Regions from separate parts of the Homo sapiens genome. Here region 1 is linked to region 2. Evidence: read pairs that join two places in POLR2A ChIA-PET (ENCODE). Cell type or tissue: Caco-2. All regions are shown on one strand. Each heading gives the region's core, and the rest is flanking DNA. Links, peaks and the distances in the headings are about the cores only.

Region 1 (16,382 bases), core at 4,315-12,314, 69 kb before region 2:
CCTCTTCCCATGGCTGGCTTCGGAGCTGGTTTCCTGGGCAGGGGAGGGGGCATGATAAACCTCCCTTTGGGGCCCAGGCTCCCCAGACAGCGTGGGGACATACCAGCTGGCCAATGTGCCTGCACTGTGTTCATCGGAGCTTCCTGTTTTGCTCAATACAGCAGGCCCTTCAGCGGGGACCACAGCATTCCACCTGGGGAGGCCTGGGATGACTAGACTATTTGCCAGGGGGTGTTGGGCAGGCACTAAATCTGACCTCAGTAACTGTTAGCCTCCAAGTGACAGGCTCCTGGTGTGAAGGGGAAATAATCCAGGCTCTTATCCGCCGCCCCCAGCAGGGCTGACCATGCCACAGGCAGGTAAGGGGCCCTCCTAGGGGCAGAGCCCCAATGTGGCGGGCAGTAAACCCCATATACTGTCACCTCTTGAGACAAGAATCCCAACAGCAACTGGCCCTGAGAAGACAGCAAAATTGGGAGTAGTTTTCAAAAGTTAAAGTGCATCAGCTGGACTGGGCAACTGGTTAAAAATGCAAATGCCCAAGGGTTGCTTACAACCATGAAAGCCTGATTCAGTGGGCACTGGACCTGGAAATGTGCATTTTAACCCTCCATGAGTCTAAAATGGTGATCCCAGACCACACTTCTGATAAACCCTGGCCCTGGATGTTCCTGCTCAGGTATTAATAAAGATCCCATTACTTGCAAATCCTATGCAAGTAAAAGGGTGAGCCCTGGCCTGGCACACAGTAAGTGCTCAGAAATTATGTGTCATTATTGCTGTTGTTATTGCTCATGTTACCTGCGGGAAGGTAGGATCCTGGTAGCCCACCTGTCTTCCAGTCCTTCCCACAGGCCCAGACCGCAAGGTTTGTCCAGCTGCTAAATCCGGCCTGAATTAAGCTATTGGAAAGGGGAGTTTCCACAGGATTGAGCAGTAGGACCAAGGTGCCTAAATCAAGCCCAAACCCCTCTGATCCTCCAATCCCCATCCAGCACCCCCACCCTCTCTCTCTACTCCATGCTAGCCCATGCCCGCCTGGACTTCCTTAGGGGTCGTGGAGGGGCTGGGAGTAAGGCTGAGAGGGCCCTGAGATGAACTTCTCAAGCAAGATGAGGAGCGGGGGATACAAGGCTCATTCTCCAAGCTTCATACAGAGTCTGGAGGCCCTGCTTGGAGGAGGCTGTGGAAGGACGGGGCTGCCCTCCTGTTCCAGTGGCAGTGACTAGAGGGTGTGGAGTCCCTGGAAGCACAGCCCCGAGGGTCCCTGCCCACAGCCCTGAGAGCAGTGAAGGGTGAGAAAAAGAAAGAGAGACGCTACCCCCGGCAAGTGAAGAGCAGGCCATGGGCTCAGTCCTTGGGACCTGCTGGTGGGGACACTAGACAGACCCCCTTTCTGTGGGGCTGTGACCAAGGCTCCTCTCTCAGGGTGGCTGGCTGAAGTACTCAGTGGGAAAGAGGTCCAAGAAGTCTGAGGCCTGGGCTCCCAGCTCAGGAAGGAGTCAGGCCTGAGGCTGAAACAGGAGCCTCGGAAGCCCCAGCCCAGAGCAGGCCTGAGAGCGAACACAGTAGGACAGGGGGAAGGGAGGGGGGAGGAAAATGGCAAGGAGGGAAGGGAAAGGCAGCTGGGGGAGTTAAAATATGTAGATGGAGAGATGTGCGAATGCCTGGGAGAAAGGAAAGACCTGGAGCCCAGGGAGTAAAGGAAGCTGGGGGAGCGGACTCAGGGCTGTGGCCTGGGCCCGGAGCCAACTCAGACCCAGCCTGGTGCCCCTGCTGGCCCTTCATTCCAGTGCCAGGGAGGCTGGGCTGGGGCTGAGCCAGCTAGAGCCCTCCTGATCCAGCACAGGAACCTGTGATCCCACCCCTGGGCCTAGCTTCCTCCTCAGCATGGTTGGTGCTGCAGGGAGGGTGTCAAGTGTGAACCCCTGGAGCATTCAGGGGAGCTGGAGGGTGGTGGAGAGGGAAGGATGGCACCCAGTGGACTGCACCCCCCAGAGGCAGCCCAGTGCGCTGGACTGGGGATGGACGCTCCTCTGCTTCTGACTTGAGATTCTTTTCCTTTCCGTCTCAGAGTCAAGGCCAACTGAGCATGCTGAGCTCCCACCTTTCTCTTCCCAGTAGGAAGCCCAGGGACCTTGGCTCTGAAAGTATCAACCGAGGCCAGAGGCGAAGCAAGGCAGGTCCCAGCCATGGCCGCCACACCACAGCTTGTCCCCCTCATTGCTGTGCATTCCTTCAGCACTTGGAGCGCAGTTTTAGTTTGCACTCCGTTAATTTGTAAGTGTTCTTTTGTCTTTTTTCCTTGGCTGTCCTGACTCCCTCACCCAACAGGGGCTCCCCAAGGGTGGGGGCTGCCTTCCTTGTCAGCCTCCTCAGCGGAAGCCCTGCACTAGTGCCCCTGCACCCAAAGGCTATAGGGTGCGTGGCACGGACCCTGCAAAGAGCAAAAGAGCTGCTGGATGGTGCAAAATGCAAAGCCCCAACAAACAAGGTGATGAAGGGGCAGTGTCCTCATTTTCCAGGTGGGAAACTGAGGCTGAGGGAGGCTCCACAGCCACATCAGACTGGCAGAAAGAGGTGGAGCAGGAACCTAGATTTTGTTTTCCTACCAGAGCCTCAGCTCACTCTGCTACACTGCCCTGCCTCCCTACCACACAGTCCTGCACTTCCAGAGTACATGTGAGATTAGCAAGCCTTCAAGGCACAAACTGGGTCTTATTCATCTTCATCTTCCTGGGGGAACCCGGGCTGAACTTTTCTTCTCCCCAGGGACCCTCCAAAGAACTTCAGGGAAGGACCAGTGAAACATGAGGCTGCCAGGAGCACCAAACTCTGACCTCTCATCACCTTATCAGAGGGGCTCCTTTGGAGCCTGAGATGTGAGAGTATGTGGCACCCAGACACTAGGCAGGTCCCAGGCTGGACGGGTTCAGTCCCAGAATAATCAACCCACTTGCCATGGATACGGAAGGGGGGAAGGGAAGGGCACGGTCTCTGGCTAGGGCTCCACCCCCAGGCCTGTGCCCACGGACCTAAGTGAGGACAGGCATTTTTGTTTTCCTGCCCAAATGTTGCATTTCCCAAGACCACCCTGGCCTGCCACACCCCCTGATCCTGTACCTAAAAATCCCTGAGACCCTAGCAGGCAAACACACAGGCAGCTGGACATCCAGAGGAGCACATCAGTGGAGGAACACACAAGCGGCTGGACAGCAAGAGGACGTTGAGGGGAGCACGCTGGCGGAAGGGCACATTGACAGACGCCGGCAGGCCACCCACGGGCAGAATGATGCGGAGTTTGGCTGGGGCAGTCGGAGGAGAGCCTGGGCCACCAAGCAGCCCGACTCCAGAGGAAAACCAATCTCCCTTCTGGCTCCCCTATCTGCTGAGAGCTACTTCCACTCAATGAAACCTTGCACTCATTCTCCAAGCCCACGTGTGATCCGATTCTTCCAGTACACCAAGGCAAGAACCCCGGGATACAGAAAGCCCTCTGTCCTCGCGATAAGGCAGGGGTCTAACTGAGCTGACTAATACAAGCCACCTATGGATGGCTAAACTAAAAAAGTACCCTGTAACATACACCCACTGGGGCATCAGCTATAAACATTCACCCCTAGACACTGCCGTGGGGTCGGAGCCCCACAGCCTGCCCATCTGTATGCTCCCCTAGAGGTTTGAGCGGCAGAGCCCGGAAGAAGCAAGCCACATCCCCATCGCACTCCCTTTGAGGGGGACAAGGAAACTTTTCCTGTTTCACCATGACTCCCAAAGCCAAGTTTAAGCCCCCAAGTTAATGGGACACTAACCATCATTCCACTTTCTGCAAACATCTCTGCCAACTGGGAAGGCATCACAGAGCATGTTTTTCCCCAGCAAATTCTTGCAGGACAGGTCCCTGGATGAGCATGGCTGACCCAGCTTCACACCCCGCCCCCCGCCTTCTTGTAGTTCTCAGGATAGCTGTAGGATGTGTTGGGAATGCAACATCTTGAGATAAGGAGGGCCTGTCTGAGACAGCCTGGGCTCATGTTCCTACCTCTTCTGGAACAGGATGTCCTGCAACACTTTAGCACAGTAAGCTGATGTCCCCCAGGGTGGAAACCCCAGGGTGGAGCGCTCCCAGGCTCCCTCAGTTGCAGTGTGATGTGGTACGTGGGTGGACGAGACTCCATCCTCCCTGGGCAGCTTTCTCGAGCCATGGGGCACCAGCTTGCCTTGAGTGGTAGGCGTCCATTGTCCCCGAGGCCTATCTGTGAGTAATAAAGTTGCTTCGCTTGACTTGTGCGAGTGTTCTACCTCACTGGACTTGTGGTACAAGTAACAGAGTAAGCACTGCTCACTGAACCAGCTTCAGAATTCCAAGGTTCAAGACTCAGCAATCTCAAGGACAGAAGAACCACCTTCCTCACCTGCCCCGCTTGCTCCCTGTGTGTACTTGCAGTCACTGGTATTCAGGGACAACCTCAGTTCACGAAGGGGCTACGTATACGAGAGTCAGGGGCACAAAAGAGCCTGCCCTGTTTATTTTTGTCTGTTGCAAACTTCCATACCATACGCATTTTCTTAATCCCAGTGCTCACCATGCCATGCCCATGCTCAGGTACCCCCAGAGCCTCCGCCCTCTTCTAGGGTGAGAGAGGGCTCACCTCAGCTGGGCACACAGGACCCCTCATCAGCTGGACCCATGAGCGCACTTCACTTTGACCAGGCTGGACACCTCAGTGTCTATACCACAGGCCTGCACCCTGCCCAGAAAGCCCGCCTTTCCACAAAAATTCTATCCTGCTCTCTGGGTCGGCCGCAGCCCCTCTCTGGGTACCAGCCCTTCTTGCTGCCAGGCCCACAGTGCTTCCTCTTCTCAAGGTCACCTTGGCCAAGTTCACACACTGCCTGCTCTCACCTGCAGCTGACCTGGGTACGGGTCTTGCCCACCACCCTTATAAACACACAGGCTTCCTGAGATCAGACCCCAAATCTACTCTTCCCATTTCCACACAGGGCAGGACTCAAACACAGGCTGATTGAGGGTTATGACCTGAATATGCAAGAGGCAGCCAGTGTAGCTTGAAGAGACTAAGCTTTGCAGCCGCACTCCTGAGCCACCGCTGGCTCTGCTATTTCCTAGTACATGACCGTAAGTGGATGACATAGCCTGTCTTTGCCTTCCTCTCCTCAGCTGTAGAATGAGGATATTATACTTACCTTATTATGCTGTCCTGAAGGTGAAATGAGAGAATGCATTCACTCACTCATTCATCCTTTCAACAAACACTTACTGAGCATCTATTGTGTGGCAGGAACTGTGCTAGATGCTGGGCAGGGCAGTGAACAAAAGGATGGACGTGCCTCATGGAGATGACATTCTAGTAGAGCAGACAGAAAGTACACAACTAGAGGAACAATCTCAGATATGGATAAGGGCCGTAAGAAAAATAAAGGACTTCAAGGGAGAGGAAATAATGAGAAATGGTGAATTCTGATGGGGTGGTCAGGGAGGGCCTCTTTGAGGGGGTGGCATTCGGGCAGAGGCCTGACTGAGAGAGGACTGGGATACACAAGTGCTTAATAAATGTCGCTTGTTATTATAATTCATACTGCGGGAATAAGAAAGTCCCCAAACAGGGAAGAATCCTTTGCCCCAGAACCCCAGATGGAGTAACCCCATCCCTGTCCTTATACCACACGCCCCCAATTCCAGCTGCTGTCTTGAGGTGTCCCCATAGGGTAGGGTCTCCTCACTGTCAACTGACAAGCCAGGGGTCTGTAACTCCAGGCCCCCTCCACCTAGGGGACCCTCCCCTGCCCCCTGCCTTCTCCCAGGGCCCGCCCTCTCTGCGCAGCCTTTCCTTCCAGCGGAGTTTCAGTCCGCCCCTTCAGTTTCGCACTCATTCATTAATAGAATCACTCCACTACTGTTACTATGCTCCCTCATTTCTTCACAGTCATGACAGATATGAGTGCTTAGAACATCCCTCTGAGGGAGGCAGGAGGCTATTACTATTTGTATTTTACGAGCAGAGAAACTGAGGCTCAGTAAGGTGGTGATTTGCCCCACAGCAGATGCCTACCCAAATCTAGTCTTCCTACCTGAATCCTCAGACTCTGCCTTCACAAATGGTCCTGTACATACTATTCACTGAGAGCATGTGAGCACACATGAAAACACACACACACACACACACACACACACACACACACACACACACACAACTGCCAGCTCCTCAGGGGAGGGCCAGCACTGTTATCCTGGTATCCCTCGTGGCACCTAGCCCAGGGTCCTGCATAGTAAAAGTCCAAGAATTCTCACAGAGTGATTCTGTGGCACTACCTGGAAAGTCCAAGATGGAGCAAGACACCTTCCACCCTCTACACAAACTGGGGTGGGCTTCCTGCCACCCCCTCATCTCTTGCCTGGGCCAGCCGGTTCCCCCTCCCTCTCCCCCTCCTCCCCCATGGTGGCCTCTCCATCCTGGCTGCCCCAACTCACTTCTCCAGCATGGACATGACGATCGGGGGTAGCACCAGGATGGGCATGGGCAGGACCACTCGCGTCAGCGCCGTCTCCAGCAGGGCCTGAGGGGCAGGCAGAAGCTGTGTGAGAGGGGCCTGACAGCTGGTGACAGGACAGCACACCACCCAGAGCCCTAGGTGTGTGCCACCACAACGCATGTGTGTCTGAATGGCCTTATTCATGGGATTGCTCAGGAAGCTGCATTCCAAACAACAAAAAAAGCCACTGGTCTCCTTTTTCCTTCCTTCCTTCCTTCCTCCTTCCCTCCCTCCCTCTTTCTTTCCTTCCTTTTTTCTTTCCTCTCTCTTTCTTTCTTTCCTCTCTCTCTCTTTCTTTCTTTCTTTTTTTTGAGACAGAGTCTTGCTCTGTCCCCCAGGCTGGAGTGCAGTGGTGTGATCTCAGCTCACTTCAACCTCTGCCTCCCAGGTTCAAATGATTCTCCTGTCTCAGCCTCCCGAGTAGCTGGGATTACAGGTGCGCACCACCATACCTGGCTAATTTTTGTATTTTTAGTAGGGATGGGATGGGGTTTCGCCATGTTGGCCAGGCTGGTCTCGAACTCCTGACCTCAGGTGATCCGCCCGCCTCAGCATCCCAAAGTACTGGGATTACAGGTGTGAACCACCGTGCCTGGCTTCCAGTGTTCTTCTTACCACACACATTTGAGAAGAGCAGATTCCCATCACCTGCCACACGTGGGGAACACTCAGGCAGCCCCAGGAAGGGGCAGTGCTCAGGGAGGTGGCTGACTACCTCGGGGGTGGTGGGCACAACCTCCCATACTCAGTGTGCACAGGGGCTGGGGAGCAGCTCTAAAAGCAAGGCCAGCATAGTCAGCTAGGGCCTGTTGAGCCAGTGGGGCTCATGGAGCCAAAGGAGGACCGAGCTTCTGGAATTTACTTTTTTTTGTTGTTGGTGTTTTTTTTGTTTGTTTGTTTTTTAGATGGAGGTCTTGCTCTGTTGCCCAGGCTGGAGTGCAGTGGCATGATCTCAGCTCACTGCAACCTCCACCTCCTGGGTTCAAGCAATTCTCCAGCCTCAGCCTCTCGAGTAGCTGGGATTACAGGCATGCCCCACCACACCCAGCTAATTTTTGCATTTTTTAGTAGAGATGGGGTTTTGCCATGTTGGCCAGGCTGGTCTCAAACTCCTGACGTCAGGTGATCCACCCCCCTCAGCCTCCAAAATGCTGGGATTACAGGTGTGAGACACCGTGCCCGGCCTACTTTTTTTTTTTTTTTTTAACATCTCTTAAAGACAAAGATTTGCAAGATCTTGTGTCTCTTGGCTCTGGATGAGTCTTTCTCAGTGACAAGAAGTTGGTTCTGTAAGGGAAGCATGCTTCAGCTGGGTGTCTGCAGGGTTTCCCTCGGGGTCTGCTTGGGGCCTTGCTCCAGGGCCTCCCAAGGGATTCCTGGGGTGGGAGTGTCCTTGCCAGAACACAGCTCAGTGGCAATTCTGAGCTCCGACAGCCACTGTGGTAAGTTCCTTTAGCCCCACGAGCTTCAGCCCTCAGAGGAGGCTCCAGGAGCAGCTCACAGCCCACAGATGCCTGGAGTCCTTCCCCGGACAGCAAAGACCTAAGCAAGCCAGGCTGAAGGAAGCCAGGGGCCACTTGGGTTTCCTTGCTGTGTGACACTGACAGGAGTTATCATGGCATGGCTGTCCTCCCTCAGGGGGGCTGGGGAAAAGAACAGGGCTGGAATGGGAGGTTGGGGACAGGTAGGAAACTGAGACTAAATCCCCTCTCATGATGGGCTCAGGGCTGAACATTTCTCCCAGGAACCTGGGCTCTTCATGGTCAGCCTCAGGAAGGCCTGGGAGAGGCCCCTCCAGTCTCTGGAACAGGTATGGGAATGACAGGAGGGTCCAGTGCCAGTGCAGGGAGCAGAGGATGCAATGTCGGCATGACACCCCCAGCCCCTTGCCCTAAAAACCTTGGAGGGGCACTGACTTGGAGAGAGCTCTTCCCAGACTAAAGTCTGATTGAGAAGACCTCATGACTGGGGTAAGGCTTGGGGGCCCTGGTGGGAGCTGATAAGGACAGTGGCTGGAGCAGGGATGCATGCTCCACTACTTCACGGCTCCCCCCTAGCACCCATCCTACCCCATGCCCAGCACAGAGGCCAGAGACCAGGGGGCAGCAAGACGAGCCACTAACCACCATCAGGACAAAGGCTGGGAAAGCAGAGGGAGATGTACACATGGACTCATGGACTGCGTTTTTTTTTTTTGAGACGGAGTTTCGCTGTTTCACCCAGGCTGGAGTGCAGTGATGTGATCTCGGCTCACTGCAACTTCTACCCCCCGGGTTCAAGCAATTCTCCTGCCTATGCCTCCTGAGTAGCTGGGATTTTAGGTGCCCGCCACCACGCCTGGCTAATTTTTGCATTTTTAGTAGAGACGGGGTTTTGCCATGTTGGCCAGGCTGGTCTCGAACTCCTGAACTCAGGCGATCCACCCACTTTGGCCTCCCAAAGTGCTAGAATTACAGGCGTGAGCTACTGTGACCAGCCTGTGTTTTCATTTTTTAAACTGCAATTGCTAGAGTGGCTGAGCCTATGAAACCAGTGGCGAAAGAAGGTCTTGTAACAAAATATTCTCCAAACCTCTGCAAGCCTCAAATCCCTTGACCTCACGGCACTCACTCCCTGGTGAGCTCTCACCTGCAGAAGTGCCTATTAACCCAGAACCACAAACCACTGGCCTCCCAGGCTTCCTCGGCTTACCCAAGAGGATGTGAAGGCCCGGGAGGTAGGGCCCGGGCAGAGGCAAGGGGAAGAGAGCTCTGAGGGAGTCTCCTCTGCCCTCACCAATTAACACCTCCTCTGGGTGAGACAAGCAAGAAGCTGGGTCCTGAGGGGCTGCGATAAGAGACAGGAACTTTTCACAGCAGTGAGACCATGTCCAGGGGAACATGCGGGAGGCCAGAGGCCCAGACTCATGCAGATTGGAGGTGGGGGTGGGGTGAGGAGGAGACATCAAGATGCCAAAATAAGGGTACCCTGGATAGAAGCCTGTGGAAGACACACGCTAAAGGAAAACCACTCCCCTCCCCTGTTGCTGGCCTCCCCAACCCTGCGAACCCCCAGACCCACGTGTCGGGCTGCGATCTTGGAGGAGCCCACGAGGTTGCCATCGCTGTCCAGGACATCAATCCCTTCCTCCAGCTCCCCGTACCGCATCAGGACCACATTGCAGATATTGGCACTGGCTGCAGAGAGAGGGGATGCAGAGAGCAGGATGAGGAGGAAGATGGCATTCCACCTGGAGGGAGGTCACTACACTCCTTCCTACGCAAGCCTTGGGGTTCTGTGTTCAAATGCATGGGCAAAGGTTAGGGAAGGGGTGGTTCTGTTGTCCATCTGCCTATCAGCCTGGTGAGGGATCTGGGGGCCCTTGGGAACCTGGTAAGTGAAAGTGGAAAAGAACAGGTATCAGGGAGGACACCCGTTCTGGCCTCAGAGAGCGGCCACTTACCGAGGGGCTGCTTTCCTCTCCTCCAGGGCAAGCCCACTAGGCAGGCAAAGTGGGTGTCCATCTGGGAGGGCTCTCTGACCTGAAGTCGCATCCCCCCTGACCCCGAGGCCTGATGTTCCACCATCACTGGGGCCCTTGCGCTGCCCTATCCTCTTAAACTGTCGGTCCAACATCCAGCCCCTCCTGTCTCTGAGCAAATCAAGTTCCCAGAAATTTGCCTCCCTGACAGCAGGTGCCAGAGAGGCAGAAACCTCAGTGTTCACCCAGCACCACCCCCTCATCATATGGATGGAAGACTGAGGCTCAGAGAAGAGGAGTGACTTATCTGAGGTCACACAGCAGAGTGGGACAGAGCAGAAAGGCTACAGTGCCTCTGCCTCTGAATACTCAGGGGGCAAGAGGGTTGGGGCAGGAGCAGCGGGCTGAGTTAAGGGCAGACCTTCTCCATTCTTGCTTCCTATGGCTGAGTGCCTGCCTTTGGCTAGGCCCCTCTGCCATCTGAGATCTTGGGAACCTGGGCTAAGGGGAGGGTTCCCGGCTCCTTAGTGAAGCACTGGTTGTTGAAGTCTGGGGCCACCCATTAGCTGGCAACTAGCTCAGGGATCCTCTTTCTGCTCCCCCATCCTGGGACTCACATGACTGGGCCAGGCCCCGTGGCCCAGTGCAGTGTGGGTGTTGACCCCGCCTGAACTCTCCCAGCCCCGCTGCAGGATGGAAGTGGGGGGACCTGGGAGGGGTGGGCAGGTGGGGAGTGGGGGGTGACAAATGCAGAGTCTGCCTGCTTCACTCCTCCCCCCAAAGCGCCTTGCTGTGTTTAAAGTTTTAATTTTTGCTAATTAATGTCAATTAATTTTGTATAATGAGTGTTTAATTTTGGGGAGTGTGTGAGCCTGGGAGCGACTGCAGTTCTGGGCTGTGAACGCTGATTAGCATCAACACCTGCTGCTTCCCCCTCCTTCCAGTGGGGGGGGCCACCAGGGTTTGGGGAGCTGGAGGGTGGCGGGGCCTAGTGGGCAGGCGGAGTGGGAGGGAGACCACAGATGCTCCTGGGGCCTGAGCCAACGAGTGGTCCAGGGTGCTCACAGCTGGGGCACAGGGTTCTGTGGGTGAGGTGTGGCTTGAGACCCCTGGGGCCTCAGTCGCCTGTTTCATTAAAATGGGGAGGTGGAATAAACAGGGGAAGACCGAGAGACTCTGCAGTCTTTGGAGAAGAAAAGCAGGAGGCCAAATACAGTTCTAAAATGTATTTAGAGCACACACACCATCTTCGAGCATCTCTCCTGCTTCCACCGACGCTCAGTGCAGTGGAAACCATGGGCAGTCCCTCTGTGTCCCGGGCTCTCCTGCCCCACAACAGGCATGCTCACCTGCCCTAAACAGCCGCTCTCTGCCAGGGGCGGTTCTGTGGGGCATTTGGCCATGTTTGAGGGCATTTTCAGTGATTGTGATCTAGGGGTCAGGGGTTGCTGCAGGCATCTGGTGGATAGAGGCCAGAGGTGCTGCTAAACATCTCGCAAGGCACAGGACAGTCCCCCCACCAAAGGATCATCTGGCCCCCAAATATGTCAACATTGCTGACACTGAGAAACCCTTGTTTTCACCACAGTCAGTGACAGACAGAATTAGGAAGCTGAATCCAAGGTAAAGGAGATCTGGTTAGCAGGGCATGACCAGGAGGGGATGGGAGCCTGGGTTTGGGGCCATCGGGCTTGGGTTCCAATTCTGGCTCCATATCTCTCCCGCCTCAGCCCCAGGCGCCCAGGGCTCAGGGCCCAGAAGGGTCCCCCAGGGTAGCCTTGGGAAGCAGCCACCTGGCCTCTGTGTTAGTGACATGCCCTCTAGTGGCCTTAGGGAGGCTATGCATCCCCCATGCCCTTGGAGCTGCCAGGCTTTCGGTTCCCAGGAGACCTAAGAAAACCGTTGAGAGGACAGTGGGGTTTTCTGCCCTGAAAGGCATCAATCCTAGCCCTCTGATGACGCTGTCCACCATACCACCACCACCGCCACTCCCAGAAAGGCAAAGTTACAGGAATGTGGTCCAGGAGACGAGCATCCTGCTAAAGTCAGGAGCTACCAGCTCACTCTGGGGACTTGAGCCATTGCCACCCAACCCCACCTTGGCTTCTCCGGGCATAAAAGGAGGGGCAGAATGTAGGGTCTCCATGGGATTTCTGGGTGCTGGCTGAGCTCACACAAAATGTCAGCCTCTGCACCTGTGCCCATGCCAAGTCAGGGGAAAGTGGGGACAGCTGAAATGTCTCCAGCCCCCATTTTGTGTGTGTATGCATAGGGGAGACAAACAGAAGAGAGAGTGTGGATCTGGAGGTGGTAGTGGACCAGCCCTGACTCACGGTGGCATCTCACTCTCTCCCTGTAATCTCCAAACATTAAACATGCGGCGAGCAGGACAGCTTTGGTTCAAACACAAAACCACTGAGATGAAAGATGAAGCATGAAAGGAAGTGAAAACCCAGCCTCCTTCCCCTCATCCAGCCCCTCCAGGACAATTCTGAAGCTGCCTGAATGGAAAAAAAACAGAGAAAACCCTAAAAGTCATCTCAGAATGATGGTACCTGCCCCCTCCCCAGGCTCCTCCCTTGAAACCGGCAATTCTTACAGCCTACACAGATGGCACATGACCTGCAATCTCTTCTGTTGACTGTGTACATTGGTTGGCCTTTATTGAGCACCTGCCGTATGCAGAGGCTACCAGCCATCCATGCCCTTGGGCAGTGGGAATGCCAGCCTGTTACAGTGATTTCATTTCCATGAGCTCATCCCAAACTTTCAATTCTGCCATATCCTTTTCAAACTGTCCCTGATCCTTCCCATCCCACTCCTGGCAAGTCCGGCTCCTGTGACAGGGACACTGAGAGCCTAAGCAAATGATAGAGAGAGAGAGAGAAAAAAAAAAAAACAGAGACAGAGAGAACAAGAACATGCACAACCCTGGGGCACAGGTCTCCTCTCCAACACACCAGCAAGATCTATTATTGATGGTATCAGCAGGTTAATTAAGCAGCCTGTTAGTGATGATGTTAAGAAAGCTGGCACATTTTCAACTCAGATTGACACCATTCAAGACTCAGGCATAACTGATGTTTGAGCAGCAATGTGGGAGATGTCAAGGAATGAGAGAGAGAAAGAGAAGGAGAGAGAAAGACTTTGCTTCTTGATGATGGCAAGCTCAGTGTTAAGTCCTGAAGAGAATTTGCTCTTGCCTGCTGCAGATGTTCTCACATCCGACCCATTGCGATGCAAAATCATGCAGATTGTGAAAAGCTAATGAAGCACCCGGTGTAAAAGGGGCAGTGTGGGGAGGAAGAAAGAGCAGTAGACAGAAAGACAAATGTGCAAGAAAGTTCTCCAAAAGAAGATCATGGGGGAGCCTGCCCCTGAACTAGGGCAGGAATAGACAAGCAGATCAATGCAGTACACTAGTCCTGCAACTCACCCATCTGTCAGGGAAATTAATTGGTAGTAAAGCAGTTCTATCAACTCACAGGGAAAGGACCATTTAAACACAGACATGCAGCAATGGGCTACTGATTTGGGGAAAATAAACTACCATAACTCCTCAATTCTACGATGCACCTTCCCATATTTTAATGTTTTAAAAATCATAATGTGCCTTACAATGAAAGTCGTCAGAGAAGGGAATCTTACCTGCTACTCAACACAATTGCCTGTACATGTGTGAATGCAGCCATGTGTACAGGTATCCATTCATTCAAGTGTCACCTCAGCTGACCACAGCAATCCATACAGAATTTGAACTTAAACTTAGATTCCTAATTGTTGCCTAAAACATCTTTCTAAAACTTACACTATAATGGAGCACGGACATGAAAAGTTATTGTACATGCAGAAGATCGTCTGCCAGATACCAGGCAATGCAATTAAAGACAGTAGAAATTGCCAAACCATAGATAGCTACCCTAAAGAAATGCTTGCCCATATGCACAAAGAGACATTTACAAGGATGTTAATTATAGCACTGTTTGTAAGAGCAAATAATTAGAAACAACCTAAATGTCCACCATTAGGGAACTCACATGGGAAGATCTCCAAAACAAACTGTTATGTGAAAAAAGCTACTGAGTATGTACATGATGATTTACTGTATGTAAAACCCTGTAATTGGCATATGCACATATATGTGTGCATAAATCCACAGGTAATGTTTTGGAAGGTTCACAGCTCACAGAGTGGTCTGCTTGGGGAAAGGAATTCAATTTGAGAATTAGGGGTTGTTGAAAGACTTCCACTTTTTTACACCAGAATTTTCTATAATATTTAAATTTTTACAGTGAGAATATAATCATGTTTCATTTACCCAAAAAGTAAAAAAAAAAACTGCCAAACTTCTTGAAGAAGATCACACACATTTTAAAGCCAGCAGGGATTGACGTAACCTAGTCATGGGTCCCACACTTAGGTACCTACAACATGTCGGCTTCCTAAAGAAGCTGATTAATTTCAGGAATATTTTTTTTCTTCAAGTAAAGAACAAATATGAGACCTAAGTATAACCAAATCAGAAATGCAAACAAAAATTCCCAATATTCTTTTATATGCTTTGAAATTATACTATTCATCTTAAACAGGCTAAAGGAGTGGAGATTAGAAGCAGGACTACAAAAAGCAGTGGTGGCCACGATGCTGTGTTTAACAACCAATGCCCAAAAAAGAACAAGAAAATGTGAAGGAGGCTTAGACTCCAACTCTGTGGTACTAAAGAAAGTGACTGGTATTGAATGTGTAAGTGAATACTTGCTTATTCCTTCCAATGGACACTAATTATAGTTCTCTTCTAAAAGGCTATTATGTTAATACCTCTTATAACTCAGGCATCTTAGAAACACAGCATTCAAGATCGATTTAGAAACCATACTATAAGATATGGGGACCTGGAAAGTGATATTTATTACATATGATAAACAAAGGGCTACTAATCTTAAGTTATGGAGGGTCATGGTGACTGACTCCTAAGAGCTATTCTACCCCCGCCCGAGATTAATCCAAACTAATAGTAATAATCCTCCCACGGGCAGTGACTGGTCTAGGAAGAGGCATGTGACCCGATTCCAGACAACCAGGAATGTCTGCTGGGGACTTCTGGGGAAGGTCTCCTCCCATCTAAGAAGGGTTGAGAGGCAGGCAGAGCCTCTTGTCCTCTGGACACTGGGTCCAGACGTGATGCTTGGAGCTGCTGCCGCCATCTTCCACAAGCCTGAGATGAAGCCCACCAGGAGGCCAGCAGAGCAACACTGCGGGAAGCACCCTGGATGCCCCGCCTGAGACTCGCCCTTTGTAAAGTAATAGACTCCCTTATTATTTAAACCCTCAACAGTTTGTGTTGAGGGTTTCTGCTAATTTCAGCCAAAAAATCCATACGATGTATAAGAGCTTTAACAATTATTAAGAAAAAGATATGGTGATCAAAATCATAGAAAAACATATGAGTAGGCAATTCATAAAAGGCTGAAAAACTAATAAACATGAACTCAATCTCACTAATAATCAGGGTTAGGTTTCTAGATCTGAGGAAAAAAAAATCTGCAGGAGTTCTTTATAGGTTTTGGAGGCTAAACCTCATTGGTTAAAGGGTTTACAAACAGCTATTCCCAGCCTGTGACTTGTTTTTCTCACAACATGGTGCCTTCTGTCATATAGTTTAATATATAGTCAGATAAAGAATCCTTCCTGGTATATACATTTTGTGTTGTTAAGAAACTCTAGGTGGGGTGTGGTGCCTCACTCCTGTAATCCCAGCACTTTGGGAGGCCGATGTGAGTGGATCACTTGAGGTCAGGAGTTTGAGATCAACCTGCCCAACATGGAGAAACCCCATCTCTACTAAAATACAAAAATTAGTCGGGCATGGTGGCACACGCCTGTAGTCCTAGCTACTCAGGAGGCTGAGGCAAGAGAATCACTTGAACCAGGAGGCGGAGACTGCAGTGAGCCAAGATTGCACCACTGCACTCCAGCCTGGGCAACAGAGAGAGACTCTGCCTCAGAAAAAAAAAAAAAAGAAAGAAAGAATAAGGAAAAAAAAAAAAAAGAAACTCTAACCCTACTCCAGTGTTCATCTATATTTTCTTCCAAAGGTTTTAATTTTTTACTTATCACATTTAGGCCTTCAATCTATCTAGAATTTTTTTTTGTGGATGGTATGAAATAAGGATATCCTCTTGCTCTCTCTTCTGTTTGGAAACCCAAATGTCCAATAAAGTTAAGAAAAGGTTCCCAACTATACTGGGAATTGGAAAAATGCAAATTAAAATGAGAAATAAACCAGTTCAGATGAACGCATTTTTCTTTTTCTTTCTTTTTTTTTTTTTTTGAGATGGAGTCTCACTCTGACACCCAGGCTGGAGTG
Region 2 (16,382 bases), core at 4,094-12,093:
TTAAGCTAGTACATTTGGGGATCGTTTTGTTACAGCAGCTAGTACCACTTTAACTAATATAACCCATTTGGGGTTATTGGAAACTGCTTCCAGTGATATCAGGGAAAGATTTCCAGGGAAGAAAGGAAGGAATGGAAGCTAAAGTGGTGCTTGAAGCTCTTCTTGAGGCATCTGACAACACACCAGACTCAGAGGTTTTGGGGTGAGTTGGGAGGAACATCTCCATTTTCAACAAAAATTCCTAGTCATGATCTGATCTTGTTTGGGCTGATCCCATCACCAGGCTGCAGTGACAACAGTCAGGATCATGGACTTTGGCCCTCTCTCAGTCACTAACTTACATAGCCTGCCTGTGCAAGTTACCTCACAGCTTGGACTTGTATTATTTTTAAAATTAGGCAGAAGCAGGGACAGGAGGTAGAAGCAAGTCTCTCCAGGGCCCCTTCCTGTCCTACGGTGTATGAGGCCACGCCCAGCTTAGAGGGAGAACAGGACAAGGACTCAGGTCTGACTCCTTGGGTCTAGGCTTTTCCCTAGGACCTGCTGGATTAAATGTTGACTTTAAGGGGTTAAATGTCAGATGCAAAAATGGCAGCAGGTAATGTACCACCCACAAGCCAAGAGCTGGTTGCTAGTTTGAAGTTTCACAAGCCAGTCCTGCAAACAGGTGATGGGGGAGGATCATCCTAGGGTGTCAAGAGTTCGACGGGACATCCTAGGATATCAAGAGTTCAACGTCTTCTCACTAGACCACTGAAGCATCTCCACTTTAAACTACAATTCCTGCTTAAGACCTCATCTTGTGTGGGCTCAGCCCATCTCCTCTGTGCCTCTGCTGAGCATAAAAATATGCAGCTTTGATCCCTTGGGACTTACTGGCTCCAACAACAAATCAGTGTGGATATGAGACTTTGAACCTTGCTTGATTTCTCAACTTGGTAAATAAGAACATGGAGCAGGTGTGGAGAAGCAATCCGGGTGAGAGGTGGCTGGAAGATCCCAGAAGTTGGCTAATTTCAAAAACAGCCAGCATCTCAGCTGAAGTGCCATCTGAACCTACCTGAAGTTCGGTGTAGAGTCCAAGGGAGGGGCAGAGGACACTCACCAACTGGCCTTCTCGGGCAGAGCGGGGCACACCCCCAACACCCAGAGGGAGGAGGAACAGCCCAGCCCCACCCCCAATCTGGCTCGCTCCCCTTCCCCTCTGCCTCCTTCCAAGCTGCTTCTCCAAACCTCCCAAGGCAGCAAAGACAGAGCCTATTTAAAACAACCTCCAGAAGGTAATTAAACAGAGCCTGAAGGGGATCCTTCTGTAAGGCAAAGAATGCCTCCATAAAACAAACAAAAAAAACTTCCTAATTTATCAGTTGGGCCAATCGCATTATACCTCACCATTAATTTTGTTGCCATGGTTACTCCCAGGTAATATGTACCTATTGCAAGTCTATGTCAGGTGAGGGTACCCCCAATTCTACAGACTCACGAAAGAAGAGGGACTCTTCGCCTAGTTCTGCAGCATAGCACACAGCAGCAGTTGCAACTTCCCTATACACGCAGTTTGTTTCTATCCAGACCTGGGTTTAAATTCTAGATCTCCCGCTTGCTGGCTATGTGATTTAGGGCAATACGCTTAATCTTTCTGAGCCTCCTCTTCCTCATTTGTAATATGAGGATGTGAATATTTTCAAGGTTATTGTGAAAATTAATAATTAATTTAACAAATTTACTTATTTAACAAATATTTATTGAGCATCTACTATGTGCTGAACACTGCTCTAGGTGCTAAGGACACATCAGTGACAAAAACAGGCCAAAATCTCTGCTTTTGTTGAGTTTAGAGGGTTGCACAGACAGACAAACGATAAGCAACACAAACAATAAATAAGCACATTTTCTGATATGTTAGAAGGAAAAGTGCTTCAGGAAACTAGGGAAAATAGACCAGGACAAGAGGATAGCAAGTGTGAGCAGGTGGCAGAGATGGAGATTACAGACATAAGTAAGATAGTCAGGGTGGGTCTCACTGAGGTGATATTGGAGGAAACACTTGAAGGAGAGAATGAGTCATGCAGCTATCTAGTGGGAGATTGCTCTGGTAGACAGAACAGCCAGTGCAAAGGCCCTGAGGCAGAAGTGGGCCTGTCTGGTATGTTTGAGAGACAGCAAGGAGACCAGTGTGACTGCAGTGGACCAAATAGGGGAGAGCAGTAGGAGACAAGATCAGAGAGGACTGGGGGCTTTGCAGGCCAGGTTAAGGACTATGGCTTTTACTCTAAGTGCAAAAGAGGAACACTATAGTTTCTATTAGAGCAGTGGTTCTCAACTAGGAGGTGGATTTTGCACCCAGGGGACATTTGGCAACATCAGAAAACATTTTTGATTGTCATGACTGGGGAGGGGAAGCTAATGGCATCTACTGGGTCACAGCCAGGCAGGTTGCTAAACACCCTCAGTACACTGGACAGCCCTCGCAAAAAAGAATAATCTGGCTCCAAATGCCAATCGTGCCAAGTCTGAGAAACCCTGGAGCAGAGGAACAAACAATGTCCTGTATAATTTCACAGGTCACTCTGTGTGCTGTATCAGCAATGGACAGAGGAGCCCAGGTAGTATAGGCAGATCATCCAGGAGGCCACTGCAGGGACCCAGCCCACAAATGCATCTACAGCACTCAGTACGACACCTAGCACATCATACAAATGACTCACCTCCTACTGATCACTTGCCTGTTCTGTGCTACCAGTTAGGGCCATGCTGGGCCTGGCCCAGAGGGGCAGGGTGCTGACCAGGATCCCCAGAGCTTGATGCTAGGAGTCAGGGTAAGACTAGTGGGTCAGCCAAGCCTTCCCTTCGGCATCTGACAAACCTGCTGACGCCCACAGAAGACTTGGGGCACAAGTATTTTTAAGCCTGCCTCTGGTATTTGCTCTGTTATTTTCAGCAAAGCCCAAACACAGCTGACCCCATTGCCTTCCTGCCAGAGAAGACTTGCAGGATCTCTTGCATCCCAGCAGCTCTTTCTCCTAGGCAGGTCGCAGACAGAAATCCATCCTGCATGGGGGCTCTGAGCAATCCATACATTCATTACCCTGGGTGCAGGGTAGGCACTTAGGAAAGGTTGGCTGGTTCCCAACCTCTGGGGAATGTTGAATGATGGACAAGCCCAGCCACTCAGGAGCTACAGTGGTTCCCAGTAACCTGCTCCCCACACTCCCCATCACTCCAGTTGCTTCCGAGCTGATTTCCGTAATAGCACTTATTCCTCCCCAGTGCACTCTGGCACTGCCACTGACTGATCCTACCACAATACCACTGTCGTGCTACTCCCTTGCTCAATAGCTTTCAGTAGCTTCCTCTTACCCCACACAATGCATCCAGCATCTCTGCCTGGTTTTCAAAGACTTTCTCAATCTGGCCTGTAACCTCCAACTTCCTTCCCAGCTTTCTCTTTCTTGTCTCTTCTCTCTGTCTCTGTCACTTACAGAAGATGTCTCTCCCATTAGATCTAAGAGGCCCAGTGTCAGATCCCTGCCCCACCACATACTAGCTATGTGACCTTAGGAAAATAATGCAACCTCTCTGAGTCTCACTGGAAAATTGGGTTGATACAGGTACCTACTGACAAGTTTATGTGAAGATTAGCTGAGATAATATGTGGAAAGCGCTAGTACTTATGGTGCAATACCTGCCACTTCGTAAGCATGCAGCGAGCGGTGGCTCACCATGGGGAGGGGTCTTCCATATTTAGCCCCACCCACCTCCTCCATCCACACCAAATCATTCTGGCAAAGCCCCAGCATATACAAGTGTACAGATCAGAGTCAACATTCAGAAACTTAATGGCTGTGTCTATGCTTACATTTTTGTATACCATGGTTTTGTTTTTTTAACTGATAGCTACAGTCCTTATTACGGTTACTAGCTCTTCAAATTTTCACCTGCTAAACCCAAAAGTTAAATTATACTCATTTTTATTTTGTCCTCAGAACCAGTGATTCATTGGTATCGCAATCTTTTTTTTTTTTTTTTTTTTTTTTGAGACCGAGTCTCACTCTGTCACCCAGGCTGGAGTGCAGTGCTGTGATCTCGGCTCACTGCAACCTCCACCTCCTGGGTTCAAGCGATTCTCCTGTCTCAGCCTCCTGAGTAGCTGGGACTACAGGTGCATGCCACCATGCCTGGCTAATTTTTGTATTTTTGGTAGAGATGGGGTTTCACCATATTGGTCAGGCTGGTCTCGAACTCCTGACTTTAGGTGATCCACCTGTCTTGGCCTCCCAAAGTGCTGGGATTACAGGTGTGAGACACCACGCTTGGCTGGTATAGCAACCTTTAAACAAGGTAACGGTCCCTGGAGGAGAGAGCAGCCACCCACAACAGAAGACCAAACCAAGGCCATCAGGAGCAAACAAACAATCAATACATTTGCGCATACCCACTGGTGAGGTGTTGTACCTGGAGGTCAGGTTAGATGACAAACTGGGTAAAAAAAGAGAGTGTCACAAGTTAACCAGCACTGCCCACAACACCAGGACAGGCCTGCAGGCCTCAGGACCCAGTTGCAGGCTTCTGGCCCACACACCTGCAAAGGCATGAGAGCAGGCGCAGAGCCCAGGTGCAGGTGAGGCCACTGTCCAGACTGAGAACAAGAACCACCCGGGCCGCTTCAGATGAGCAGGGCCAGCCTGGGCCAGGAACAGTGACTGTTAACTATGGATTGCCAAGCCCCCCAAGCCCTGAGCTGCCATGTCACCACTTATCCCCTCTGCTCCTGTGTCTGCAGAGGCCAGAGGAAGGTGTAGATTGGCTGACTGAAGCCCAGGGAGGGAAGCATTTGTGAGAGCTGGTGCTGGGGGAGCCAGGAGGCTGGGGGAAGGGAGGGAGAGGGAGGATCTGCCTCTAGGGGGCCATAGTGGCAGGCTCACACCTAGAGCACTGTGCTACCCAGCCACCAGATGGACACTGCAGGCATCACCAACATGAGCCAGAATCGGGAAGCACAGTTAGTGCCAAGCTGCCCCTCCACCCAGTTCCCCTCCTCCTCAGCTCCCTTGAGGCACATGGGGGCTTTCAGGACAGAAAACAAAGGAGGCCTGGGAAACAGGACAGGCAGCTTCAAGCTACTGAAGGGAGCAAAGAGGAGGAAATGTGGCTTCATTCCCCAAACTCTGGGAGCTGGAAGGGGTCCCAAGAGGCCAACCTCAGCAAGAAAAGGGCAGAGCGGAGCCTGGGCCAGGAGGAAACACATGGTCAGGAGGCCATAGAGGCAGGACCCAACTCTCACAGGTCTCAGAAGAACACGAAAAGGGCTGGGGACTGCTTCGGCCTGAGTAGGGTGGGGTACCAGGTCACACCATCCAGGCTCTTAGGTGCTCATGGCCAGAGAGAAGTCCCATTGCTCAGGGAAGAGGAGATCGCAGCCTGCCCTCCCGGCTGACGGCTGCCCATGACTCAGCACGCAGTGCACACGCCTTCAGATGGGCCCCATGTAAGCAGGCACTGCGGGTCTGTCACTCTCCCAGGGCCCTGCACAGGGGCATCTGGCCAAGGTGCTGCTTCCGCTCATGCATTTGCCCTCTATTCCCATCACCATGCTCCAGTCTAGCACATTCGCCCATTCCCTCCTTCTGTAGGGTCTTGCTCCCTCGATCTCCAGCACAGTGTGCACCTCCTTGCCTGGACCACCCCCACCTGCTCTTCACCAGCCCTGTCAGCCCTCATATCTCAGGGGAGAAATCTCTTCCAGATGCCCTCAGTCTGGGAGGGTCACCCCTTCCACGGCTCTCCCATGGTATCATGTGCTTTCACTGTCACTGCCTGGTTTCTGGTGGTGTAGACAGGAACTTCATCCAGCTTCCTACCTGCTCTATCCCCCAGGCCCTACCCTCGCTTCTGGCCCATAGAGATGGATAGAAGAGAAAAAAGGTGAGAAAACCTACGTGTCAGCCTATGATGGCTAATATTTGACTAACAGAAGTTCCAGAATGAGAAAAAGTGATGAAAGCAATTAAAAATTTTGCCAGAGCTGAAGACAGGAGTCTTCAGATTGAAAGGGGTAATGAAGAATCCAAAATGATAAATTTTAAAAGAAACAGCATTGTGGAATTTCAGAAACAAATTTCACAGATAAAGAGAAGATCCTAAATATTTCCAAAGAAAGAAAACAGACCGCAAAGAATCAGGAATGAAACGGCATCAGGTTTTTCAACAGCTATATTGGAACCCAGAAGAAAATAGCGCAATGGTCTTCAAAAATCTGAAGGAAAATGATTGTCAACCTAGAATTTTCTCCTCAGCCAAACTGTCAATTAAGGCTGAGTGCAGAATTATAATTTTTCAGACATAAAAAGACTCAAAACTTTCTTCTCATTTACCCTTTTTCAGGAAGCTACGAGAAGAGGTGTTCCACCAAAATGATGAAATATACCAAGAAAAAGGAAGACCTGGAACTCGGAGGTAGGCCCCAGAAAGGAAAATTTCAGGAAAACAAAAAGAAACTCAAAGACAGAAATCTTCAGATTGCAAGGAGCACTGAAAATACAGTCATGCGTCACTTAACAACAGGGATATGTTCTGAGAAATGCATCATTAGGTGATTTCATCATTGTGCAAACAGCATAGAGCATCCTTACACAAACCTAGATGGGCAAGCCTGCAACACACCTAGGCTACCTCGTAGGTAGAGCCTACTGCTCCCTGGTTACAAGCCTGGGTAGTATGTTACTGTACTGAATATATAGGCAACTATAACACAATGGTAGATATTTGTGTATGTAAACGGTTTGTGTATATTTGTGCACAGAAACAGTTCAGTAAAAATATGGCATAAAAGATAAACAATGGTCACCTGCATAGGGCACTTACCATGAATGGAGCTTGCAGGACTGGCAGTTGCTGTGGTGAGTCACTGAGTGTGTAGTGGGTGAATGTGAAGGCCTAGGTCATTACCGTACAGTACTATAGACTTTATAAACACCATACATTTAAGCACGCTAAATTTATTTTAAAAAAAAATTAGCCAGGTGTGGTGGTGTGTTACTCAGGAGGCTGAGGTGGGAGGAACACTTAAGCCTGAGAGTTTGAGGTTATAGTGAGCTACATCGCCCCACTGCACTCCAGGCCTGGGTGACAGAGCAAGACCTTGCCTCTTAAAAAAATTTCTTCAATAAAATGAACCTTAGCTTACTGTATATTTTTTACTTTATAAAATTTTAAATTTCAGATTTTTGACTCTTTTGTAATACTTAGCTTGAAACACAAACACATTGTACAAAATATTTTTCTTTATATCCTTATTCTGTAAGTTTTCTATTTTAAAACTTTCAACTTTTTTTTAACTATTTAAACTCTTAAAACTAACTAAAAACTAAGACACAAACAAACAGACTAGGCCTGCACAGGGTCAGGATCATCAAGACATCTCCAGGCAACAGGAATTTTTCAGTTCCATTATCATCTATTTTTGAGACACAGTCTCACTCTGTCGCCCAGGCTGGAGTGCAGTGGCGTGATCTCGACTCACTGCAACCTCCACCTCCTAGGTTCAAGTGATTCCCCCCTCCTCAGCCTCCCAAGTAGCTGGGATTACAAACATGTACCACTATGCCCGGCTAATTTTTGTATTTTTAGTGGAGACAGGGTTTCTTCAGGTTGGCCAGGATGGTCTCGAACTCCTGACCTCAAGTGATCCGCCCGCCTTGGCCTCCCAAAGTGCTGGGATTACAGGCATGAGCCACCACGCCTGGCCCCCATTATCATCTTATGGAACCACTGTCATATATGTGATCCCTTATTGACCAAAATGTCTTTATGTGGTGTATGACTGTATTGAAAGGCCGCGGGAGGGTACAGTGAGAGTGAGAGATGGTACAAAGGAAAGTATGCCAATGAAAAATCTGAGGTGGTTATTAACTCCAGATAAAACAAATTTGAAAAAGAGACATAATCATGATACAACCAGTCTGACTATGCAGTAAATGTTATTTCTATAATTGTAACGACATGAAGACTGAATATGTATAGGCCCCAAAACCATGATAACTATTTCAAGAGTGAGTATGGATGGCGGAAAGAAGTGTGTTTAGAGGGGTGGATGATAAGAGAGCTGAATCCTCAACTACCATAATAGATAACCCAAAAGAACTAATTGAGAAATAGCAGTGTAGATAAGCATATTTGTCTGAAAGATAGAATATAAATTTCTATCTGCAGAACAGCAAAAAGTAGTTGCTCCTGCGGAACAGGCATGGGAACTGGGGAGGGATAGGGAACATATACTATTTTTCCTTACAAGCACTATTTTATTTTATTTTATTTTATTTTATTTTATTTTATTTCTATTAATTTTTGAGACAGAGTTTCGCTTTGTTGCCCAGGCTGGAGTGCAGTGGCGCAGTCTCGGCTCACTGCAACCTCCATTTCCCAGGTTCAAGCGATTCTCCTGCCTCAACCTCATGAGTAGCTGGGATTACAGGCGTCCACCACCATGCCCGGCTGATTTTTTGTCTTTCAGTAAAGACACGGTTTCACCACGTTGCCCAGGCTGGTCTTGAACTCCTGAGCTCAGGCAATCTGCCTGCCTCGGCCTCCCAAAGTGCTAGGATTACAGGTGTGAGCCACCGTGCCCAGCCCCTTACAAGCACTTTAGTACTATTTGACTTCTTGAATTATGCACACATGACTTTGAAAATGTTTAAATTAATGTTTGAAAAAGTTTTTGAAATAAAGTTTATGAACAAAAAGACAGACTTTGGCACATGAACCATCAGTCTCTGTAATCATTAACTACTACCTTCCCTTACCCCTCCCCAAAACAAAACACCACCTTCAACATTTCAGGTATCTCTAATTTGAGTTCCTACACGATATTAAAAAAGAATAAAACAACAGTATCCTAATCCTAATCCTCAACATCCTCCCCCATCCTTCCCACCCTTAACCTGAATTTTTGAACAGTGGTATGCTGGTAAACGTTTAATAACCTGTTCTCTGGAGAAAAAGTCCTGATTTGTAGCATTTGCCAACTTCTATGGTATAAATACTCCCATCATGGCTGATTTCCCACTGTGTCATCCCTGATCGTGGAATTGGGAAGAGATGCCCACAATCAGCTCTCGCAAGCCAGTGCGGGCCAGCTTCAGCAAGCCTTTGGCCTTTGGGCCACCCTAGCCTTATCAGCCTCCATGCTTCCCACTGGACCTAGAGCACAGGAGAGATCTGAGCATCTCCAAAGAGCTTTTAGTCCACAGGGGTATGTACCAGCAGAAGTATATGCTGGACGAAAGAAGTGGTTCTGGCTGCAGCGAAGGGTTTGTGAATTTCTCACTTTCCTTCCCTTCCCCACTGGCCATGCTCCCACCTCCCACAGAGTTACCTGTTCATTGGTGACCCCCGGGCGCAGGGTCCCATGCTTATAGTCCTCCAGCAGCTGCACAGCCTCTCTGAGACGTCTCTGCAGAAGAAAGAAAAGAGACATTGAGGGGCACAGATCCAGGGCTCCCGCAAATTTTTCTTTTGTGGGATTACATCAGTATCAAATACTGCCAGTGCAAGGCTTTGGGCCTGCCCTCAGTTCATGGGACACACACAAAATCATATAGAAATACCACCTAAATGTTCTTACTCGGCAGTTTAAAAAATGAAGTAGAGCTACATGTGCTTCCATGGTCATCTCCCCAAGATATTTTGTTGAGTGAAAAAGCAAATGGCCAAGCAATATGATGCTGTTTGTTGTACCAAATAAACAACACACACATATCAAATAATATTTCCTATGTGAATATTTGTATATGTCAAAGTATCAGAAAAGCCCTAGAAGGAGAACAACCAAACTGGTGGCTGGGGTTACCTCAGGATAGGAGGAAAGGGCCAAGACTTGGCAAGGGGTGTCACAAGGAACTTTAATCTTAATGTAATGTTGAAAGCTTTTAGGCCAGGCGCGGTGGCTCACACCTGTAATCCCAGCACTTTTGGAGGCTGAGGCGGGAAGATCATGAGGTCAGGAGTTCGAGACCAGCCTGACCAACATGGTGAAACCCTGTCTCTACTAAAAATACAAACATTAGCTGGGCATGGTGGTGCATGCCTGTAATCCCAGCTACTCAGGAGGCTGAGGCAGGAAAATCACCTGAACCCAGGAGGCAGGGGTTGCAGTGAGCCTGGGGGACAGTGCAAGACTCCATCTAAAAAAGAAAAAAATAGAAAGCCTTTATAAGGAGGATTTTTCCTTTCTCTTTTTCCTGAGACAACGTCTTATTTTGTCACCCAGGCTGGAGTGCAGTGGCACGATCTCAACACACTGCAGCCTCAACATCCCAGGCTCAAGTGATCCTCCCACCTCAGCTTCCCAAGTAGCTGGGATTATACACACACGCCACTGCATCTGGCTAATTTATTTTTTGTAGAGATGGGGTTTTGCATTGTTGCTCAGGCTGGTCTCAAACTCCTGGGCTCAAGCGAGATCTGCCTGCCTCAGCTTCCCAAAGTGCTGAGACTACAGGTGTGAGCCACGGTGCCCGGCCAGGAGAACATATTTAAGTAGCACTTATATATTTTCAACATTTTAAAAACACTGGCAGAGATTAACCTACTAAAGTACATATGGCCAGAGTAACTGATGGGGAGAAAGAGAAAAAAAGGATAAAACCGTATGATTTTTTAAGTCTAAAAGCTAAAGAGACAGCAACAGTAACAGAAGGTAGCCTTTGTCCCCACCAAAAGACTTGTATAAGAATGTTCATAGCAGCAGCATTTATATAGCCCCAAACTGCAAATAATTCATTGTAGAATGGATAAGTAAACAGCAATATATGCACACTATAACTATTATATAGTAATTAAAAAGTAAACTATGGGCTGGACATGATGGCTCATGCCTGTAATCCCAGCACTTTGGGAGGCCGAGATTGGTGGATCCCGCGGTCAGGAGTTCAAGACCAGCCTGACCAACATGATGAAACCCCGTCTCTACTAAAAATACAAAAATTAGCAGGGCATGGTGGTGCGCACCTGTAATCCCAGCTACTCAGGAGGCTGAGGCAGGAAAATCGCTTGAACCTGGGAGGTAGAGGTTGCAGTGAGCTGAGATCACGCCACTGCACTCCAGCCTGCAAGACAGAGCAAGACTCCATCTTAAAAAATAAAAAAATAAAAAATAAAAAAAATTAGCCAGGCATGGTGCCGAGTGCCTGTAGTCCCAGCTACTAAGGAGGCTGAGATGGGAGGATTGATTGAGCCTGGGAGGTTGAGGCTACAGTGAGCCGTGTTTGCACCACCACACTCCAGCATGGGTGACAGAATGAGACCCTATCTCAAAAAACAACAGGCCAGGTGCAGTGGCCCACACCTGTAATCCCAGGACTTTGGGAGGCCAAGCAGGTGGATCACTTGAAGCCAGGAGTTTGAGACAAAACCCCATCTCTATTAAAAATACAAAAAAATTAGCCAGGTGTGGTGGTGGGTGCCTGTAGTCCCAGCTACTCAGGAAGCTAAGACACGAGGGTCATTTGAACCTGGGGGGCAAAGGTTGCAGTGAGCTGAGATCGCACCACTGCACTCCAGCCTGGGCGACAGAGTGAGCCTGTCTCCAATAAATAAATAAATAAACAAATAAACAAACAGCAGCAAAAAACAATAAACAGACAACAGTGATAGAAGGAAGCTCGTGTCAAGGTCCAGATGAGGGACCCAGACACCAAGGAAGCCCAGCATGGGGGAAGAAACCCAGCGAAGCTGCTGTGTTCCCCTTTTGATGGAGAGATGAGACTGGCTAGGCATGAGAGTGCAGAGACCTCAACATAAGCCCCTTAGTCTAAAAGAAGGATGTAGCCTCAGGAAGGGCCCTCAGTAGGGAACACAGGGTTTTCTGAGCTGGCTGCCAGAGTGGGAAATGAACAGCCACCTCCTGTACTATGGCAGCAGGAATAACTGCCAACACAGGCAAACCAGAGAGGCCACCCTCGACCCCTCAGGCCTGCATGTGAAGCACTGGCATGTGAAACACCGTGGTGGCCAGCACTGGTGTAAGCCAGGCCTGGCCCGAGACAGAACCATAGGCAGTCAGGGGGCCAGGAACACTTTTCTTACTTGGAATGGCCTGAAGGCTGAAAAGTACTGTCCCTCCCCTTCCAAATATGGAAGGGCCTAGCAGCTCCTAGATTCCAAAGAGCCCCTTCCCGGATACGTTCATTTCCAAAGTGGAGATAGCTTTGTGGTTGTTTTTATTTTTTCCCCATTGTACAAGTTAATTCATGCTGTTTAAAGAAAATATCAGAACAAAAAATGGAAAAGTACAAAAAGTAATCTTAAATCTGTAAACATACCCCTAAGATAACAACTCCAAAAGTGAGGATGATTTTCCTTCTAGACATAATACGCTTATCTACAAAATTGGATTGTGTTGTTTCAACTTGCTTAAGGTCACACAAATAAGTGGGTGATTTAGTATTTGAACCAAGTTTAGTCAGACCCTCACTCTGCACAACCCACCACACACCCCCTCAATGCCACCAAAGCCTCCTAGTGATGCAGCGAGGCCCCCACCCTTAAGCCTGCCCCTCCGGACCTGGACAATGAATGCTCTACTTTCCAACGCTGAATGGTGAATGGCCCCATGTTCTCATTATTTTTCCCACTCCAGGGATTCTCCTGAGTTCCTATAACAACCTGGCCAGATTCCATCTCACTTGACACAGTCATCAAAGGGAGCCCTCCTACCAAAAGAATAAATTCCAAAGAGCCCTCATCTTGGCAAAGGGCATGGGTTGCGGGAGAACAAGATCCAAGGTTCCTGCAGACAAATCTGAGGGCCCAGGACTGAAGGAAGCTGGAACCTGCTTTTCTGCCTCTGAGAGCTACAGGCTGGCCTTGGACCTTACGAAACCTCTGTCAAAGGCCGAGGGGCTGAGGCTCCAGGCCTGTAGGACAGGCAAGGCCCCAGGACAGCTGTCTGGACAGGGCCCTGAGGCCTGGCTGTTCTAGTGGCTGGTGTCCCCACTTCAGAGAAAGGGCCTATATCACAGATACCTGGGAAATGGGAGGAGAGTCTCCCTGTTTAAACTCTTCACACGCCCCTGGACCGTGAGGCTCAGCAGAAGGGCCCGGGTACTTGAGAGGTGGTGAAAGCTGGGAGGTTGGTGGCAGGGTGAACTCCGCAGGAAGTCTTTTCAACCAGAAACAAACAGGCACCAGCCCCTGAACACAAAGGCTGTGAGGGGCCCGGCTGTGGTTAGTGGGAGGACACAGCCCAGGCTGCTGCTTACCAAACACTACTCCATCGCCAGCCTGCCAGCAAGTGTCACCATGAGAGTCCCTCCATGTATTTGAGAGGGGTATGGTCTCCAGAAGATCCCTCTGGAGGGGCCTGCACCCAGGAGGTCTGCTCCAGCAGCACAGAATTTGAACAGAGGAGAATCCTGGCCCCACTGGTCCTGCCTCAAGGCCCCACCTGAGGGGAAAGGGTGGGAAGAGGGCAGGATACCCCGATGGAGGGGAATGGGGACAGAGGGACAAGGAAGAAAAAGAGGCACAAAAAGGAAAGCTGAGGAAGAGTCATCGGAAGCAAAACTCATCTCTTCTTGGAGAGACCAGGCCCTGTTCACAGGAGATATGGATAAGATTACCCCTCTGCATGTACACATGCTAGAAACATGGGGGCCATCCCCTCTCTGAGAAAACTGGGGCCAAGAGGGAAAGGTACTTCCTTGCCCAAGGTCACAGAGTTGGTGAGTGACACCTAGAAATCCCAGGAAACCTCAACTCTAGTTCCAAGCCATTTCCTTGAGACATCCACACAGAAGAACCTGCTGTACTCACGCCAGCAACCATCTCCCAAAGAAACCTCAGCAATGCCCAAAGCCCCCCCAGAACTGATGGCCTCTGAGGCAGTGCACCCCAAGTAAAAAAATAAACAGCCTCTTTTACTCTCAAAGCTGAGTCCAGCGTAACACAGAAAAAACGAACACACTTAGAGGAAGTAGGTACAGCTGAAACATGGGCCATTTCAGGCAAAGTAGAGAGTTTGGGAGCCCCAGTGGTTATAGAACTAAAAGACTGTGGCGGGGGGTGGGGGTGAGGGGATGAACTGGCAGTGGGGCGTGCAGGATGGCAGGGAGGTTATGTTCCACCATGTCTTGATGGTTCAGTAGCTGACTGTTCTCACTGGGCCAATCTTGCACCACTGAGGGCAGGGCCGTGCATCCTTACCACAGCTTGACCATTACTAGAGTCGCCTCCAAGCAGTGGGTCTCGGAGGCCCAAGGTAATGGTTATGTGCAGGCAAAGTCCCAAGCCTTTCTCTTGTCTTCCCTCAGCCATCCCCAACTCCATGTTCCCACCCAGCAGTCCTGGAACCCCCAGGGTTCTACCTGTCTGTGCTGCGATGGGTCCTTGGCTCCCATCAGCCAGAAGCCCACCCTATGAGATGCCCAAAGAAGGGGAACCAGGGACACGTCGCTTTCCCTGCCCTGACCTCTAGTTGCCTTAGGAGGCCAAGTGAGGTAAACTGATGCAGTTCCAGCAGCATGACAGGCAGCCTATCCCTTCAGAAAAGAAACCGATCCACTTATCCCAAGAACTTTAAGCCTGGCTACCCTCCTCTTGGAATTTACTCTAAAAAGTAAACTTAGCAAAAACTAAAAGCGATATGTTGGCCGGGTGCAGCAGCTCACGCCTGTAATCCCAGCACTTTGGGAAGTTGAGGCAGGCAGATTACTTGAGGTCAGGAGTTCGAGACCACCCTGGCCAACATGGTGAAACCCCATCTCTACTGAAAATACAAAACTTAGCCGGGCATGGTGGCACACACCTGTAGTCCCAGCTACTCGGGAGGCTCAGGCAGGAGAGTCGCTTGAACCCGGAAAGTGAAGGCCACAGTGAACCGAGATCACGCCACTGCACTCCAGCCTGGGCAATAGAGTGAGACTCCATCTCAAAAAAAAAAAAAAAAGTAATATGTCTAAGGCTATTTTGTCCAGGAAAGCAAAAGATAGGAAACAACCTATCTGTTAGACCAAAAAGTCTAATGGGATGGTTATTTATGCCACAAAACTTGATTTTTAAAAATAATAAAGACTTGGTGTAGTCCCAGCTACTTGTGAGGGTGAGGTGGGAGGATCTCGAGCCTGGGAGGCTAAGGCTGCAGTGAACCATGATCACTGCCACTGCACCCCAAAAACTATTTTTAAAGTTATAAAGACTTGGAAATGAATAGAATAAAAAAAGTGTATGTTCAGTGTCATAATTGCCAAAATGTATGCAGATGGACAAGAACTTGAAGTATCTAAGGGTACTGACAATGGGGATGTTTTAAATTTAAAAATTCCATCAAAGATTTTGAAGTTACACTATCCAGTGCTGTCTAAAATACATTTTTTTCTTTTTGGTTATTTTTTCCTTTTTTTTTTCCTACAATACATTTAAATGGACATCTCACTTGCTGCTATTGGGAGTATAAATATAAAATCTTGGGCCGGGTGCGGTGGCTCACACCTGTAATCCCAGCACTTTGGGAGGCCAAGGCAGGTGGATCATGAGGTCAGGAGTTCAAGACCAGCCTGGACAACATGGTGAAACTCCATCTCTACTTAAAATACAAAAATTAGCTGGACGTGGTGGCAGGCACCTGTAATCCCAGCTACTCAGGAGGCTGAGGCAGAGAATTGCTTGAACCTGGGAGGCTGCAGTAAGCCAAGATCGCACCACTGCACTCCAGCCTGGGTGACAGAGTGAGACTCCATCTCGTAAAAAAAAAAAAAAAAAAAAAAAAAAATATATATATATATATATATATATATATATACACACATATATATATATATATAAAATATATATGTGTGTGTATGTATATATATGTGTATATATATGTACATATATATGTGTATATATGTATATATATGTATATATACATGTATATGTGTGTGTGTGTATATACATATAAAATCTTGGTACAGGTTGGTATAATTTGCAGGACAATGATATGGTTTGGCTGTGTCTCTACCAAAATCTCACCCTAAATTATAATAATCCCCCCATGTCAAGGGCGGGGCCAGGTGGAGATAATTGAATCATGGGGCAATTTCCCCCATACTGTTCTCATAGTAGTGAATAAGTCTCATTAGATCTGATGGTTTTATAAATCAGAGTTCCCCTGCACTAGCTCTCTTGCCTGCCGCCATGTAAGATGTGACTTTGCTCCTCATTCACCTTCTACCATGACTGTGAGGCCTCCACAGCCATGTGGAACTATGAGTCCATTAAACCTCTTTCCTTTATAATTACCCAGTCTTGAGTATGTCCTTATTAGCAGCATGAGAACAGACTAATACAGTAAATGTGAAATATTTATCTAAAGTCTTTCATCTGGATATTCCTCTTCTAGAAATTTA

Evidence for each region. ChIA-PET counts read pairs that join two places held together with the same protein. Peaks named below come from ENCODE experiments on the same cell type or tissue, not always from the same donor. Only the 100,000 strongest peaks of a DNase experiment are listed, where the experiment ranks them.
Region 1: POLR2A ChIA-PET joins it to region 2 with 16 read pairs; 4 of 35 experiments call an interaction of 5 or more read pairs at or near these places.

Annotation. Positions count from the first base shown.
Region 1 is chr2:72,961,955-72,978,336 of GRCh38, forward strand. It overlaps SFXN5 (sideroflexin 5), which reads right to left. Exons shown (of 14, transcript NM_144579.3): 11 at 9,616-9,731; 12 at 6,494-6,579. Among named protein-coding and RNA genes, the nearest start is that of EMX1, 53 kb to the left of the region's middle. RefSeq lists enhancers at 2,302-2,995, 2,996-3,687. In Caco-2, for the core only: a CTCF peak has its summit at 11,865 (motif pointing left); DNase peaks (open chromatin) are centred at 7,942 and 11,847.
Region 2 is chr2:73,031,481-73,047,862 of GRCh38, forward strand. SFXN5 (sideroflexin 5) reads right to left here. Exons shown (of 14, transcript NM_144579.3): 3 at 9,374-9,451. Among named protein-coding and RNA genes, the nearest start is that of SFXN5, 32 kb to the right of the region's middle. RefSeq lists enhancers at 5,144-6,029, 12,740-13,034. In Caco-2, for the core only: no CTCF peak of the experiment used is centred there; a DNase peak (open chromatin) is centred at 4,926.